Regions from separate parts of the Homo sapiens genome. Here region 2 is linked to region 1. A link is an interaction called in ENCODE POLR2A ChIA-PET data of the cell type or tissue named here. Cell type or tissue: HepG2. All regions are shown on one strand. Each heading gives the region's core, and the rest is flanking DNA. Links, peaks and the distances in the headings are about the cores only.

Evidence for each region. Peaks named below come from ENCODE experiments on the same cell type or tissue, not always from the same donor. Only the 100,000 strongest peaks of a DNase experiment are listed, where the experiment ranks them.
Region 2: POLR2A ChIA-PET joins it to region 1 with 10 read pairs; 2 of 35 experiments call an interaction of 5 or more read pairs at or near these places.

Annotation. Positions count from the first base shown.
Region 1 is chr14:76,940,081-76,945,455 of GRCh38, forward strand. No RefSeq gene overlaps it. Among named protein-coding and RNA genes, the nearest start is that of LINC01629, 17 kb to the right of the region's middle. RefSeq lists enhancers at 1-359, 1,966-2,075. In HepG2, for the core only: no CTCF peak of the experiment used is centred there; no DNase peak of the experiment used is centred there; H3K27me3 peaks cover 3 bases.
Region 2 is chr14:77,388,029-77,393,403 of GRCh38, forward strand. It overlaps SAMD15 (sterile alpha motif domain containing 15), which reads left to right. Exons shown (of 3, transcript NM_001010860.4): 3 at 2,980-4,135. The coding sequence ends at 3,216. Among named protein-coding and RNA genes, the nearest start is that of SAMD15, 13 kb to the left of the region's middle. RefSeq lists a silencer at 2,254-2,454, an enhancer at 2,256-2,400 and a cis regulatory region at 2,321-2,334. In HepG2, for the core only: no CTCF peak of the experiment used is centred there; a DNase peak (open chromatin) is centred at 2,353.

The sequences.
Region 1 (5,375 bases), core at 122-5,121:
CTTCCTCAGCCCAGCCCCAGCCAGTGTGTCCCATTCTTCCTGGCACCCTCAATCCCCTCTGCCTCCCCTCATGTGGAATTTCTGGGAAAGAACCAAGACTCCAAAGCAAGATAAATAGAAGTGAAGGGGGCTTGGGAGGAGCATTCCAGGGCTAAAAATAACAGGGTCAGCTGGCTGGAAGAGCAAATGGCCCCTAGCCCCTCCCCATCTCCCCCAGGGCCGGCTCCCATCCAGCCCCCCTCCTCTCTCAACTGGGCTCCCAACCTGGGAAGTCTGGAATACCAGTCTCCTATCACCATGCCCATGATCCCCTTTCCAGATCCCTCCCCAGCTGCGGGGCCACAGTCAGGGGAGGTAGGGAGCCCACCCCACCTAGGACCTCCCCTTCCACAGCACCCACTGGAAAGCGTGGGCAGCTACAGTGGGCCCACAGCCTGGCAGCTACGCTTCTCGCCTGCCTTCTCTATCATTTATTTATGTTAACAAAATACAAGTTTGGGCCGCGTGCAGTGGCTCATGCCTGCAATCCCAACACTTTGGGAAGCCAAGACAGGACTGCTTGAGCCCAGGAGTTTGAGACCAGCCTAGGCAACATAGCAAGACCCTGGCTCTACAAAAAATAAAAATAGAAATGATGAGTTAGCAATGTGTGGTGGCGCACCCCTGTGGTCCCAGCTACTTGGGAAGCTGAGGTGAGAGGATCACCTGGGCCCAGGAGATCGAGGCTGCAGTGAGCTATGGTTGCACCACTGCACTCCAGCCTGGGTGACAAAGTGAGACCCCTGTCTCTAAAAAACAAACAAAAAAACAGCCGGGCCTGGTGGCTCACGCCTGTAATTCCAGCACTTTGGGAGGCTGAGGCGGGCAGATCACTTGAGGTCAGGAGTTCAAGACCAGCCTGGCCAACATGGTGAAACCCCATCTTTACTAAACACACACACACACACACACACACACACACACACACACACACACACACACACACACACAATTAGCCGGGCGTGGTGGCGGGCGCCTGTAATCCCAGCTACTCTAGAGGCTGAGGTGGGAGAATTGCTTGAACCCAGGAGGCAGAGGTTGCGGTGAGCCACTGCACTCCAGCCTGGGTGACAGAGTAAGACTCTGTCTCAATTAAAAAAAAAAAAAAGCAAAAAGCAATACAGGCTTGTAATCTTGTCAGCAAAGGCAGGGATATTTCAGAACCAGAAGGATCTCGTTCTCCCTACAAGAGCATCCCCACCACTGGTAAGCAATTCCACTTCTACAGACGGTAACAGAGGGGAGAGTATGGAGAAAAAAGAAAATTCTAGGAGAAAACTCATCCAGCACCTACGGTGTGCCAGAACTGTGCTAGGCTTGTCTTGTCCATCGTTTCACTCCATTCTCACAGAACGTAGATATTGTTCTATCCCCATTTTCCAGATATGAAAACTTAGACTCAGAAATGCAAAGAAAGAACCAAAATCATCAGAGGTAGCCTAGATAGGAGTGGTGCTGCCATGCCCCAGGGCTACCTCCCAAAGGGGCCAGCTTCTTCCCACGATCGATCGGCGCTGGATGCCATCTCTCTTCCCTCCAGCTGCTCCCAGGGATCCATGATAGCAGCTGAGACCAGCCCTGGAGCAAAGCAATCAGGCCTGCCAGAGTTCAGGGTCTTCTGGAAGTGTTAGCCCCTCCCCTCACCCGCAGCTGGGACCAAGTGGCTTGTGTCACCGCCTATGCAAGGCCCCTTTCCCCAAGGACACCAGAGGTGGGGTCCTTCCTATCTAGTGGCAGCTGCTGCTGTTCTGGGGAGTGCAGCTGGGATGAGGGGAGGGGGGTGTCCAGAAGGCTTGACCAGGAAAGTCCCCGTCTCACACCCATGACACCCTTGATTGTCCCTGCAGGAGTCTGACCTGTGGGCGGAGGAGTTTCAGGGAACCAAGCCTGGCTTCGGTAGTCCCACAGACATGAGGACACCCTTTCCTGAAAAGCCAGGAGGCCTTGGACAGGCCTGCACAGCATCACCCCGGCCCCCACTTCTCCACCTACGCTGGGGTTTGTTCTTCTCTTGGCCATGGGCGAGCGGGTGGGTGGGAGGAAACACTGAGATTGTTAAACCCAGAACAAGCAGGGCAGGCTTAGATGTGACTTAGCTGCTGTCCTTAGCCAGCAGAGGGGTTTTAGTGCAGGGGATAGGAGGCAGCTGTTATCCTCCTGAGATGCAGGGAAGCAAGATGAAAAGGGTGTTCACAACCACAGGAATTGAGTCTCCTGGTTGACTGGCTGCCAGGTTGGAGACACCCCAGCATCCTGTCCACCTCTGCTTGAGTACACCTACCGATGGGAGGCTCATCCCATGAGAAAGCTCTCATTACTCAAGCTCTTCCTGTTGGTGCTGAGCTGCAGTCTCTACCCCCATGCCTCTCACTGTCTGATTCTGCCCTCTGGGGCCACAAAGCTGCTCCCCTTTCTGCGGGAAGGCCTTTCAAAGGTAAAGTGCTCTCTCAGTCAACCAGCTTTCAAATGTTAGAATTGGGGACAGTCACAGAAAGAATGAGATGATTCAAAACCATGCTGAATGGTTGATGATCACTGCTGCCCAAGCTCTGCTCCTGTGACACTGTGCCTCAAAGACACCTACGGTTAGGGCGCGATTCACACGGGGCTCTTTATTTAGCAGGAGTGGAAGCTTTTATTTCCCAATCTATAAGACTCTCAGGAAAGTTCTCACAGGCCCAACAAACATCGGGTCTTCTTTGACAGCAGCTGGACATTGCATTGTTTACCAGGTTTGCTGGGTTTCTCCAGCCAGAAACCCAGAAGTCCTGGAGACTCATCCTCTTCCCTCCCCAGCTCCAACCCACCCCCACCTCCATGCAGGTCTCGTTTCTACCCACTTTTCTCCACCCTTATGGCCACCATCCTAACCTGTCTAAACCTCCCCTCCCTCCCACCTTCCAACTGCTCTGTACTTCCAGAGATGTATCCTGCTTCCCACCCCATCCCCAATCCACCCAATACTGGCTCCTAGAAGCCAGGGCATGGTCCGATTATGTAATTCTCCTAGGCAACCCTTACAATGATTGTCCAGTGCACTTTGAGTAAAACCCAAACTCCTCGCCAGGGGCTATATGGGTCTTCCACGCTGGACTCTGCCCGTTTTCCTGACCTCTGGCCTTCCAGGAACATCCCAAGCTGTTTCCTGCCACAGGGCCTTTGCACTTTCTGGCCCCACTCCCTGGAACATCATCCCATTAGCTCTTCCCATGTTTGGTTCCTTCTCAACCTTCAGGGCTCAGCTAGAATGTCACCTTCTCAGAAAGACCTCCCCTGGCTGCCCTATCTCAATTAGATGGCCTTTTTAACTCTCTGTTACAGGCCTTTTTTCATATGTATGTATCACTTACAACATATTGTCTGTCTACCACACTAAAACGGTAGCTGCAGGAGAACAGGGACCCTGGCTGTCTTGCCCACTGCTGTCTTTGCTGCATCCCACAGAGGGTCTGGCACTTATAGGGACACAAGTAATATCTGTGGGTGATAAATAACAGCTTTGCCCTTGTCTAGTCTACAGGGGTATTTGTTTTTTGTTATTCATTTTTTAATTTTTATTTTTTTGAGACAGAGTCTCACTCAGTCACCCAGGCTGGAGTACAATGGCTTGATCTCAGCTTACTGCGACTTCCACCTCCAGGGTTCAAGCAATTCTTGTGCTTCAGCCTCCAGAGTAGCTGGAATTACAGGTGCACGCCACCACACCCAGCCAATTTTTGTATTTTTAATAGAGACAGGAGTTTCACCATGTTGTCCAGGCTGGTCTTGAACTCTTGACATCAAGTGATCTGCCCACCTGGGCCTCCCAAAGTACTGGGATTACAGGTGTGAGCCACTGCACCCGGCCCCTACAGGGGTATTTGGAATCCAGTCCTCCTTGGAAACAGAAAGATGGACATGAAAACTGCCTAAGGGCCTCCTGAACCCAATCAGAGGAGGAGTGCATGTAAGAAAAACTGGCCACTTCTCCTAGTTTGCCCATTCACTCATTCACTTGTTAATTCCTCTATCAAAAACTGAGCCTTTTGGGCTGGGCACGGTGGTTCACGCCTGTAATTCCAGCACTTTGGGAGGCCGAGGCAGGTGGATCACTTGAGGTCAGGAGTTTGAGACCAGCCTGACCAACATGGTGAAACCCCATCTCTACTAAAAATACAAAAATTAGTTGGGTGTGGTGGCACGCTCCTGTAGTCCCAGCCACTCGAGAGGCTGAGCCAGGAGAAATTGTTTGAACCTGGGAGGCAGAGATTGTAATGAGCCAAGATCGCACCACTGCACTCCAGCCTGGGTGACAGAGCTAGACTCCATCTCAAAAACAAAACAAAACAAAAAACACAAAACTGAGTCCTCCTGATTGCCAGAAACTTTTCTAGGGACTAAAACCTTAAAGGTGAGCGATAAACATTTCATCATAAACAAGTAAACAACAAAACAATTACAGATGGTGGTAAGTAAGGGTCCTGCAAACACTAAAACTGGTCTCGGGAGAGGAGTTTGGGTGAGGAAGTCTGTTACAAAGGGCATCAGGTAAAGTCTGAGGATTACGGACACAGGGCAGGCCTGGATGTGCACAGCCCGCCCCCTCGCCCCTGCCCCCAGCCCCCATTTCATCACCAAGTAGCAGGCATGTTATAGGTTGGAAGATAAGAGTAGATGGCAGGATTCCGATAAAGTGTACATTCGGCCAGCTAGTCCCCCATAAAAATGACACAGGTAGTGGTGTCCCTGTAAAGCTCTGTGTCCACTGAGCCGTGCTGTCACTTCACAGCCTTGCAGGAAAGCTGCAGAGATTTCTTCTGTAGAGCACGAGGTCAACACTAACTGGTTCTCTGGGTTAAATACCTATCTGCTGTATCTGCTTACTTAGAACAAGGGGCACCTGCAACCCACACACTCACAGGTAGACAGATGTGCTTTATGGTGCAGGAGAAAGGACTCCACCCTCACATGGCTTGTGAAAGAAACTCTACAGTGAGTAAAAGCCAAATAGAACTGCAATCAATTTGTGAAAGCCACCTGGGTGCAGCGGCTCATGCCTGTAATCCCAGCACTTTGGGAGGCCGAGGCAGGTGGATCACCTGAGGTCGGGAGTTCGAGACCAGCCTAGCCAATATAGTGAAACCCCGTCTCTACTAAAAATATAAAAATTAGCTGGGTGTGGTGGTGGGTGCCTGTAATTCCAGCTACTCGGGAGGCTGAGGCAGGAGGATCGCTTGAACCCAAGAGGCAGAGGTTGCAGTGAGCCAAGATCACGCCACTGCACTCCAGCCTGGGCGACAGAGCAAGACTCCATCTCAAAAACAAACAAAAAAATTGTGAAAGCCAATTTGAATGCT
Region 2 (5,375 bases), core at 273-5,272, 450 kb after region 1:
CAAGACCTTCCTGTCTTGATAAATAAATACACACGAATGTGTAGGGAACACTTTTAATTTCTGCATTACAATACTGTGCAAAACAGTAGTGAACCCTCTCAGCCCACAGTGGGCACACAGCTCTTTTTGTTAATAATGTGTATATGACTGCAGTGTACCTCCTGGGAATACAATCTGTGAACCTTAGGGAATTTGTGAAATAACCTTTTCTATTCGGGGCATTGGAAAGGAGAATCAGGGTACTTGCTTTGGCAGCACATATACTAAAAGAGAATCAGGGTGAGATGCCTACCAAACAAGGTGCACACGTAGAAGCATGCATCACAAACAAGAAGTCTTAGAAGCCACCTGTTCGTGTGTGTGTGTGTGTGTGTGTGTGTGTGTGTGTGTGTGTGTGTGTTTGCTTTTGGAGACAGGTCTGTTACCTAGGCCGCAGTGCAGTGGCATGATCATGGCTCCTCACTGCAGTCTCAAACTCCTGGGCTCAAAAGATCCTCCTACTTCAGCCTCCCAAGTAGCTGGGACTACAGGCATGCAACTTCACGACTGGCTTTTTTTTTTTCTGTAGCAATTTGTTTTTTTTGTTTGTTTGTTTTTTGAGATGGAATCTCTCTGCATCACCCAGGTTGGAGTGCAGTGGTGCGATCTCAGCTCACTGGAACCTCTGCCTCCCAGGTTCAAGCGACTCTCCTGCCTCAACCTCCCGAGTAGCTGGGACTACAGGCGTGCACCACCACGTCCAGCTAATTTTTGTAATTTTAGTAGAGACAGGATTTTGCCATGTTGGCCAGGTTGGTCTCGAACTCCTGACCTCAGGTGATCCACCTGCCTCGGCCTCCCAGAGACATAAGCCACCTCACCTGGCCTTTGTAGTAACTTGGATCTCAGTTCTTAGAAGCCCCAACTGATAAAGATCTCAATTAGAATTCTCACTGGACAACTCAGGAGGCTGAGGCAGGAGGATGGCTTGAACCCAGTTGTTCAAGGCTATAGTACACTATAATTGTGCTTTTGCATATCCACTGCACTCCAGCCTGGGTAACACAGCAAGACCCCATCTCTAAAACAAAACAAAACAAAAAACAAAAACAAACAAACAAAAAAAAACAGAATCCTTACTCGGAATGCCAAGGCAACTATACCCATAAATCATCTCTAGAGTCAACAAAACCAGTTCAAGTAAGATCTGAGAAACATGGCATCTTGCCTATCTAAAAGGCATTGCTAATGGGCAGTTTTATATCAGGTTTAGCATTGTCTGTGGCACAAATTTTACAGTCTTATAACTCTGACCAGTAGCTTTAAATTAAAAAAAAAACAACAAAAAAGTCCATTCCAAATACCCTTTGGCTGTGTTCTAGCAGCAATTCCATGGACTGTCGTCTCATCCAGAGGCAGAATATGAATTCAAACAGTGGTATTATAACTGACCTAGGATTAAAACTAGAATTTGAAAAGGCAATCACAATTTTTTTTTTTTTTTTTTTTTTGAGACAGAGTCTCTCTCTGTCACCTAGGCGGGAGTAGAGTGGTGCGATCTCGGCTCACTGCAGCCTCCGCCTCCCAGGTTCAAGTGATTCTCCTGCCTCAGCCTCCCAAGTAGCTAGGATTACAGGAGCATGCCACCACACCTGGCTAATTTTTGTATTTTTAGTAGAGATGGGGTTTCACCATGTTAGCGAGGATGGTCTCGATCTCCTGACCTCGTGATCTGCCTGCCTTGGCCTCCCAAAGTGCTGGGATTACAGGCGTGGCGTGAGCCACGGCCTGGCCAGCAATCACAATTTAAGCTAGGATATCAAGTGGCATGGTGCTCAATGAATACAAATTTTGTTTTACAGATGCTGAAAATTGTGGCAAAAGATATTTTAGAATACACAAGTATAAGTACTAATAAAACAGCTCGAACTTTAATGTCTGCTTTTTAGTGTTTGAGTTTTTTAGTTAAATAAATGAGGTAACTATTTGTTATGATTTTTTTTTTTTGATGGAGTTTCGCTCTTGTTGCCCAGGCTGGAGTGCAATGGCATGATCTTGGCTCACTGCAACCTCCATCTCCCAGGTTCAAGCGATTCTCCGGCCTCAGTCTCCTGGGTAGCTGGGATCACAGGCGTCTGCCACCACTCCTGGCTAATTTTTGTATTTTTAGTAGAGACAGGGTTTCACCATGTTGGCCAGACTGTTCTCGAACTCCTGACTTCCGGTGATCTGCCCGCCTCTGCCTCCCAAAGTGCTGGGATTACAGGCTTGAGCCACCATGCTCGGCCCTGAGTTATAATTTTTTTTCTTAGTTACACATTAACTGAGCCCCATATAGACAAGTTATTTAATAACCTTCCCAGAGACAGTCATGGCTCCTAATCTGAACATATTATCTGCTCTTATGCTTGGTCAGATTGCTCAGCAAAAACAAAGAAATGAACCCATCCATGGCCATCTGATGCAAGGGCCTAGAAATGTCTTAAATGGTACTTTGAAAAGGATAATCATGACATTTAAGAAATTGGTTTTGGTAAGGTTAGGCTAGTAAGCCTGTGAATTTGTTTCATTATTTTATTTCCCCATAGAAATAAGGAATTGGCAGGGTGCAGTGGCTCACGCCTGCAATCCCAGCACTTTGGGAGGCCAAGGTGGGCGGATCACCTGAAGTCAAAAGTTCGAGACCAGCCTGGCCGACATGGTGAAACCCCATCTCTACTAAAAATACAAAAATTAGCCAGGCGTGGTGGTGTGCGCCTGTAATCCCAGCTACTCAGGAGGCTGAGGCAGGAGAATTGCTTGAATCCAGGAGGCAGAGGTGGCAGTGAGCCAAGATCGCGCCACTGCACTCCAGCCTGGGCGACAGAGCAAGACTTCGTCTCAAAAAAAAGAAAGAAATAAGGAGTTAATATTCAAGAGGCTTAGAAAACTAAATAAACCTTCTTTGATTTGGTTGTGTTTTCAGGTTAGTCTAATTAAAAATTTATCCTTGCGTTTCAGGCAATTTCTCGGCATACGCAGGAGCTCCTGGAAATTGAAGAGCCATTATTCAAACGCTCCATCAGCCTTCCCTATAGGGATATTATCGGCTTATATTTAGAGCAAAAAGGTCATACTGGGATAAAATCTGATTCCTTGACTTTATCTGAATTTGTCAAAGCAGCAGGATTACAGGATTATGCTCCAGAAATAACTGCCCCTGAAGAGAATGAGGAATTACCTTGCACTGAACCATAGGGGAAATCCACTTCACAGAGCTTGAAAGATCAAACTAAATTACTTGAGGGAAGAGGTATGGTCTTTTTTGGTTTTCTTTTTCTCCTTTTTTTTTTTTTTATTTTTTTGAGACAGAGTCTTGCTCTGTCGCCCAGGCTGGAGTGCAATGGCACAGTCTCAGCTCACTGCAACCTTGCGATTCTCCTGTCTCAGCCTCCCGAGTAGCTGGGATTACAGGCATCCGCCATCATGCCCAGCTAATTTTTGTATTTTTAGTAGATATGATGTTTCACCATGTTGGCCAGGCTGGTCTGAAACTCCTAACAGTTGATCTGCCCGCCGTGGCGTCCCAAAGTGCTGGGATTACAAGCGTGACCTACCGCACCTGGCCCTTTTTCTCCTTTTCATTAAGGATCAGTTAGAACTGCTGGCTTCATTCCTAGTTGTGTCTCTGACTTATGGTACCCTCCCTTTCTTTTTGCAATTTAACCCCTTGTTAAAACAAAGATAGTCACGCTTATCTTTCTGGGTAATTATAAGAATTCCTGAGCCGGGCAAGGTGGCTCACACCTGTAATCCTAGCTCTTTGGGTGGCTGAGGCGGGCAGATCACCTAAGGTCAGGATTTCAAGACCAGCCTGGCCAACAAGGTGAAGCCCTGTCTCTACTAAAAATACAAAAATTAGCTGGGCATGGTGGCACATGCCTGTAGTCCCAGCTACTCAGGAGGCTGAGGCAGAAGAATCATTTGAACCCAGGAAACAGAGGTTATAGTGAGCTGAGATGGTGCCACTGGACTCCAGCCTGGGTGACAGAGTGAGACTCTGTCTAAAACAAACAAACAAAACAAAGCAAAACAAAATTCCTGAAAAATTCTAGTAATGCACCTTGTAATAGGAACATGTTGGGGAAATATAATTAAAAATAAAATCTCCTGCCAACTCCGGAGAGATAATTCTTTCCACAAATGCAGAAGAGAAACATTTTTATTCTTGAATAAGCATTAAACTGTGATGCACATCACAGGCAAGCTGCTAAAGAGATTGCAAAGACAAATCTCACCCTTGTAGATGGCAGAGCAGATACAATACACGACATACATGTTAATTATCTGTGTCCAAAGGAAAAATAAAACTTCTATCTTGACAACAGACAGAAGTTACTACTTGGAGCCAGGTACCTAAGCTAAACTCCCACAGAGACAGGGAGACAAGGTACCAACCTCCTCAGTGCTCACATTTCAAAGAGATGTCTCCGTGGCCTCCAAAAAAGAGACTGTCCTGAGGTATAAAATGGCTAGAGATATTCAGCTTTTTAAAAGATTTACATACATCTCAAAGACATAGTAAAAGGATTTGCAGTGACAAGTTCTTTAAAGGAAATGGTGGTTTTTTGTTTATTTTTTTGAGATGGAGTCTCACTCTGTTGCCCAGGCTGGAGTGCAATGGTGTGATCTCAGCTCACTGCAACCTCCACCTCCCGGGTTCAAGTGATTCTCCTGCCTCAGCCTCCTGAATAGCTGGGATTACAGGCATAAGCTACCACTCCCAGCTAATTTTTTTTGTATTTTTAGTAGAGACGGGGTTTCACCATGTTGGCCAGGCTGGTCTCAAACTCTTGGCCTCAAGAGATCTGCCTGCCTCGGCCTCCCAAAGTGGGGAGATTACAGGTGTGAGCCACTGCGCCTGGCCTAAAGGAAATGTTTTGCAAAAAAAAAAGTGGGGAAGTTCTCTCTTCCTTTTGGCATCAGGAAAAATTTAAAAGAAAAAAATTTTTTTAGATATGTGTGTATCTAAATATGTAAATATCTAAACATGGCTTACCACTATGAAATAGGTTCTGTGGTTTGCTTACAGGCTTTTTTATGTGGTACTTTCCAGGTCTTTATAATACAAAATTTAGGCTAGAGTCTACCCATGACTGCACTTCTCAAAAGAAATTATAGGCCGGGTGCAGTGGATCATGCCTGTAATCCCAGCACTTTGGGAGGCCGAGGCAGGTGGATCACTTGAGGTCAGGAGTTTGAAACCAGCCTGGCCAATGTGATGAAACTCTGTCTCTACTAAAAATACAAAAATTAGCCAGGTGTGGTGGTGTGCGCCTGTAATCCCAGCTATTCGGAAGGCTGAGGCAGGATAATCACTTGAACCCGGGAGGTGGAGGTTGCAGTGAGCCAAGATT